Regions from separate parts of the Homo sapiens genome. Here region 1 is linked to region 2. Evidence: chromatin loops called from intact Hi-C (ENCODE). Cell type or tissue: GM12878. All regions are shown on one strand. Links, peaks and the distances in the headings refer to the core of each region. The heading gives the core; the rest is flanking DNA.

Region 1 (2,922 bases), core at 231-2,730, 57 kb after region 2:
AACAGAGATACAGAAATTAAGGCTGTTACAAGGGTAGGGAGAAGAATGAACACAAACTTGTCCCATTCCCAGTTCTGCCCTGGCCACTAACCCCATGCCTGCCTAAGACCAAGAAGACAAAGAGGACTGAATATAGCCAGCAGACAACTTGCAAAGCAGAAGTGAGAGTTTCAAATGATTAGGGTTCCTTCTCTTCAGTGATGCAAATTTTTTTAAATGATGTAAAATACTCAGAACTGTTTTGATTGAGATTTCCATCTCTACTTCTCTAAACAGATTCAGCCCCTAAAGGCCAGGAACCAAAAAAAAATGACTTCCGTGAAGATATGATTTCTTTTGATGTGCTTCCAATCTGTGGGTGAAAATTTTGGTGGCACTCTTATCCCAGAGTTAGCCAGTCTTCTCATCTAAGGCAAAAGCTGAAATCAAGTATATAAATGAAACTATAAAAGGCTCACATCCATAAATACGGTACCTCTGAGACTGAGCAAACACAGCAGTGATAGTTGAAGTCAGATGGCTTATAGCCCAAGGATCGTAAGCTGGTAGCCTTGGGACCGAACCCACCTCATGTAGTTTTTTGTTTCTTTGTTTGTTTTAAGTTTTTTAACTGAACTTCAATGCCTTTAGATGAGACCTGTTGTTTCTAAATTTACCACAGGTCTCACGACTTGAGATTGTTCACATAGAGCACTATTTACACATTCATATTACTTGCCTGGTTCCTGTGGACATTTGAGTTTGGGACCATTGACTTATATAGACTAACATTAAAAACAAATAAGCAATCTCTCGCTTAGGTGGAGTTCTGGTGCTGTTTCAGAGCAGAGCACTGGAGGGTTATTGAGCAACAGGATCACTAAAAAACGATAAACCACAACAGTGTGCAACACCATTGTAATCAGATTTAAAAAAAAAAAAAAAAAAGCAGGAGACCAAAAACACCAGTGAAGCTTACCAGCCCTGAATAAAAGGTGTCTACGGCTTTGAAACCGCTTTATAACAGAAGTACCTGCCAGGAGTCACTGAGCTTCCTTCATGTGCACCGCTCCCACAATACCCCGACATCTGGATGTCCCAGAACACAAGCCTGGCAGCCAACATCCAATTCTGGTTCGGCAAAGGAAACGACCCCTCTATTCGGTGAACTAAGGCCATAAATGCACTATCTGTGGTATCCAACTAAAAATACTCAACTTGGTGCAATTCAAACCGCCACTCAGCCAGTCCAGCCACTTGGTGGCTATTTAAGACATCTGCAGCACATACCACAGAAACTGTGCCATCACCTGTCTGTTCATATGTCCGGATATGGAGGACCAAAGTCCCCACCCCTACCCCCACCTCAGCTCTCCATGACACTTCCTGCCACACCCTGCCCAGAACCCAAGAATCGGAAAGCTAATGCTCAAAGGAAGGTTTCGAGGTTGTCTTATTCAATCTCCCCATTCCTCAAACTTGTTCACAAATGAGAAAACAGGCCCAGCAAGTTGATATGGTGAGTATCTTAAGAGGAACTATTAATAGAATTAAATCTCCAGGACCTCCATGGTGGCCTCAGGAGCTCAGAGCTCCTTTCTGCAACCAGCCTCCCGGGAGCAGGGCATGCCTTTGGGCACAGTGGTCCTCTGCAGCCTAGCCCAATGTTCCTGAATCGAATTTCTGTGACCCACATGGGCAGTCTAGCTCACTCAAGTTCCTTGTTAGGGTCTGGGTGAAAGCCCCCCTGGTAATAAAGGGTTCCTCTGCTCTGGCTGGCCCCCTGTGCGTATATTTCCACACATTTCATGTGGTGGGGAAGATTGGCTGGCTAGGGACAACGCTGTGGAGTTTGGAATCCGATACTCCAGCCACAGATTTCATCTAAAAGATAAATGGCTACCTCTTCTGCTCCAACTGACTTACCACAAGATGGTGTTTTCTTGTGTCACTGTGACTTTCATTTTCACCAGCCTTCTGAATGTTGCCCCAGACCCTTCCCCTGCTCTAGACAGCCATCCTCCTGGAGCACTCATCTAGAGAAAACTAAATGAAACTCTCTATGACTGATTGCCCCATTTCATTTATTTGTGTGCAGCTTCCAAAGCTTTACATTATCCACAGCCCATTTATTTCCATTAAAATAGATAAAATAATTAATCAAATATGGTGATTAAGGTCATAGTTATGAAATGTAAGGCCATTCTTTGCAGAAACATATGGCCTTATTAAACAGTTTTTAAATACAAATTATATTGGACTTCAGTGTTTTATCGGAGCATGTAATTACCATAGATTGAAGAGCTGTCTATAATTAATTTGCTCTACTTCTTATTCTCATTGTTCAACTTACCAAACCTTCTAGTACCTTGGTGATGCTTTATCGACCTCTGAGAATCCCTTTGTGATCTGCAGTGCTACTGTGGTTCACAAAATCTGTGTTCTTGCTCTCCCTGATAGCATCTGACATTTGTCATCAGGGGTTGGCAATCCCATATACAGGGCCCCATTTACTACATACCATAGCCAGTCACCAAATTAGAGAAACTCAGTTTAAAAAAAAAAAAAAAAAAAAAAACACCACAAGAGGAGACCTGTGTAGTAGACATCGTGGCTGACCCAACAGCATGTCCATTTCTCTCTCCCTGGGTAGCAATCCTGATCATTTTAAATAAATCACAGAAATCCCATACCCCCTTGCCACAGAGTGACGAGTTTAGGCAACCCAAGCCTAAGCCAATCATCACAGCAGATGCCATAGCCAATAAGCTGGTCACTGAGGCATCAGAAATGTGTTGGGGGCTTCTGGAAAAAGTCACTTGCTTCTCTGACACAACTACAAGAAGCCAGTTCTCTCTCTCCTTCTGGACAGTGTATGGTGGATATGAAGTCTAGAATTGCTGTAGAATTTTATCAACATCAGAGACGCCAATTCAGGATGAA
Region 2 (2,922 bases), core at 222-2,721:
CAGGCAGAAGCTGGACGTCCTGGTTTCCTAACTGCTCCCACAAATGCCCTCTGTACCCTGCTGGGTTCCATCTGGCCACACTCCAGTGCCTCTCCCAGAGGAAGGCATGCCAAATTCCTGACACGTGGCGTTTGAAAATACCATGGAACGTTTCCACTCGTGGATTTCACCATGTTCTCCAGTGAATATTTTAGCAAGCTAAAAATGTGACTCCTCGGTCATGAGAACACTAAGTCCATATGATTCGAAAAGAGCAATAATGCTGGAACTTTGATCCAATTATCAGCAAGTCCTCTTCCAGGAGATTAAATGTCTTATAGTATTTTATAATTTGCTTAGCAGGTATTTATCCTTTAGTGAAAACCAATGGTCTTAGAAGAGAGCAGCAAAAGATGCTGACAAATCATTTAAATGGCTAAGTGGTCATTCTTGCTGGCCTAATAAAAGTCCATTTCTAGGAAGACGAAACCTCAGCTTCTTATAAATCATCAATTATCCCAGATAATGGTAACAATATAGATATTTATACTCTGAGTTTTTATTTCCGCGTCTTGTGTTTCAACTTCACATCAGGTTGGTTTTTAAAAATTTATTTATTTACTTCGAGACAGAGTTTCTTTTTTTTTTTTTGAGACAAAGTCTCACTCTTGTTGCCCAGGCTGGAGTGCAGTGGTGTAATCTTGGCTCACTGCAACCTCTGCCTCCTGGGTTCAAGTGGTTCTCCTGCCTCAGCCTCCCAAGTAGCTGGGATTACAGGCATGTGGCACTGCACCCGGCTAATTTTGTATTTTTAGTAGAGATGGGGTTTCACCATGTTGGTCAGGCTGGTCTTGAACTCTGGACCTCAGGTGATCCGCCCACCTCAGTCTCCCGAAGTGTTGGGATTACAGGCATGAGCCACCGCACTCAGCCTGGCAGTTTTAAACGAATGAATTCATCTGTAAGCTTTTGAATGGAAAAACCAAAGTAGAAAGAAACATATTGTCTTACATTATTCTACAAATCAAAACTTTTAAAAATCAAATTGTCTTTCTTGTATTAAGAACAAACCGCAAGTGCCTGATCATCTACTTTATTTCCACGAGGCAGAAATACAGTTATGCAGCTGATGTCAGGGAAGGCGGAGAATTTCCTCAGCCATCCATGAAGAAAGATAAGGGGCCTTATCCACTGGCTGTCTAATCTTATAAAGATCTCATGCAAATTTGGTGGACATAGGGCACAATTCTCTATCCTTGAAGAACATTTTCCAAAGCACAGATGTTTTTCTCTTAATTGTGAATGCTGACTGACTTGTCCATATCCTTTCTCAGTGCTCAGCAGATGGTACGATTTGGGACTCGCTTGTTCCCTATAACGTGGGGCTGATGTTCTTTGCTACGTGGAAAACACATCTTTGGTGAGACAGAAATGAATCAATATTACACAAAAATGTTTCCATTTCTGGAATTTCCCTGAGATAAAAATATCTTTCTGGCTTTGGGTATACATAAGTGACCGTGCAGACACTTAGTAAAAGAGAAAACAGATTTTCAATACTTCGTGGTGATGGTGACTATACGGGATTATAAGTAGTTAAAGGTTTTCCTGTTGCATCATTTTGGAAACAAAAAGCTGACTCATTTTCTGGTTAATGCTTCAATATTTTCATTAGGGAGTTTCTATAAAGTTTTTATCTGAATCACAGAAAGTACAATTATTTCAGAGGTAGGATAAAATTTTTTCTGTCATAAACAGCACTGTGTACTAAAACCTGCTATGAGTTTAACAAATCACCTAGAAGCCTAATGCTCAAGAATGCAATATATCAAGTAAAACACTGAAAAGTTCAACTAGTTTAGATAATGCAAGTATGGAAATGCAAGATTGACTAAAACTTTTAAATATTATCACTCTTATTAACATGCTAATTTAATTCATTTTACTGGAGTATTTTAATTTCCTGGCAATTGAATAGCACTTTTTACTACAAATATTTCATCATTTGGATAAACATATTCTTTTATTTACCATTTGTCAGGTTTTGTATGCTAAATTGCAACTGCTTATATACACTCATCAAGTATCTCAAGGATAAATTAAAATTCTTAGTAAAAATCCAACTGACCGGTACAGACCACAAAAAGTACTATTTTAAGCCTTTGGGGGCTTAAAAATTGTGTGTGTGTGTGTGTGTGTGTGTGTATTCACATGGTGGGAGAAAAAGAACTTTCCAGATAATTGTGAATGGCATACTATTATATAAGAGTTTAAAACGCAATATTTCTGTACGATCAAAGTTCTTAACTCATGCTTTTTTTTTTTTTTTTTTTTTTTGAGACGGGGTTTCGTTCTTGTTGCCCAGGCTGCAGTGCAGTGGTACAATCTCAGCTCACTGCAACCTCTGCCTCCCAGGTTCCAGCGATTCTCCTGCCTTAGCCTCCCAAGTAGCTGGGATTACAGGTGCCTGCCACCACATCTGGCTAATCTTGTGTATTTTTAGTAGCAGTGGGGTTTCACCACGTTGGCCAGGCTGGTCTCGAACTCCTCACCTCAAGTGATCCTCCCACCTCCGCCTCCCAAAGTTCTGGGCTTACAAGCATAAGCCACCGCACCCACCCCATGCTTTACTCTTAAACTAATTTTGAGTTGTATATGAAAGGCCTAATAATCAGAAAAAGGCTATTTCTTAACTTAACTTGCTCAAATATTTTGAGCCTCCAAATCTGGAAAATAATGTTGAAGTTTGAAACTGATGCCGTGCCTACTCTAGGGAGCACAGTACTGAACTGCTGCTTCCTTGCTTCTCTTGGTGAATGCACATTGAGTGCCTTGTCATGCTCTGAACCCACCACTGCTAGGGACAGCTGTGGGGGAGCAGCTCACTGCACCTCAGAAGTCAACGTTAAAAGTCATTGTGAGCACCTAGAAGTGAAGTTCCAC

What was found. Peaks named below come from ENCODE experiments on the same cell type or tissue, not always from the same donor. Only the 100,000 strongest peaks of a DNase experiment are listed, where the experiment ranks them.
Region 1: it touches region 2 in a loop (4-fold over the local background); 20 of 110 quality-filtered maps call a loop at or near these places.

What each region holds. Positions count from the first base shown.
Region 1 is chr5:119,339,093-119,342,014 of GRCh38, reverse strand. LOC102723444 (a long non-coding RNA gene) reads left to right here. Exons shown (of 5, transcript XR_007058912.1): 5 at 1-2,229. It also overlaps a transcript of TNFAIP8 not described here. Among named protein-coding and RNA genes, the nearest start is that of TNFAIP8, 15 kb to the left of the region's middle. RefSeq lists enhancers at 891-940, 1,001-1,130, 1,391-1,520, 1,671-1,810. In GM12878, for the core only: no CTCF peak of the experiment used is centred there; a DNase peak (open chromatin) is centred at 1,264; H3K4me3 peaks cover 2,474 bases; H3K27ac peaks cover 2,500 bases.
Region 2 is chr5:119,396,389-119,399,310 of GRCh38, reverse strand. It overlaps TNFAIP8 (TNF alpha induced protein 8), which reads right to left. Exons shown (of 2, transcript NM_014350.4): 2 at 1-2,922. Among named protein-coding and RNA genes, the nearest start is that of TNFAIP8, 42 kb to the right of the region's middle. RefSeq lists enhancers at 1,411-1,460, 1,741-1,790. In GM12878, for the core only: no CTCF peak of the experiment used is centred there; a DNase peak (open chromatin) is centred at 1,440; H3K4me3 peaks cover 916 bases; H3K27ac peaks cover 2,344 bases.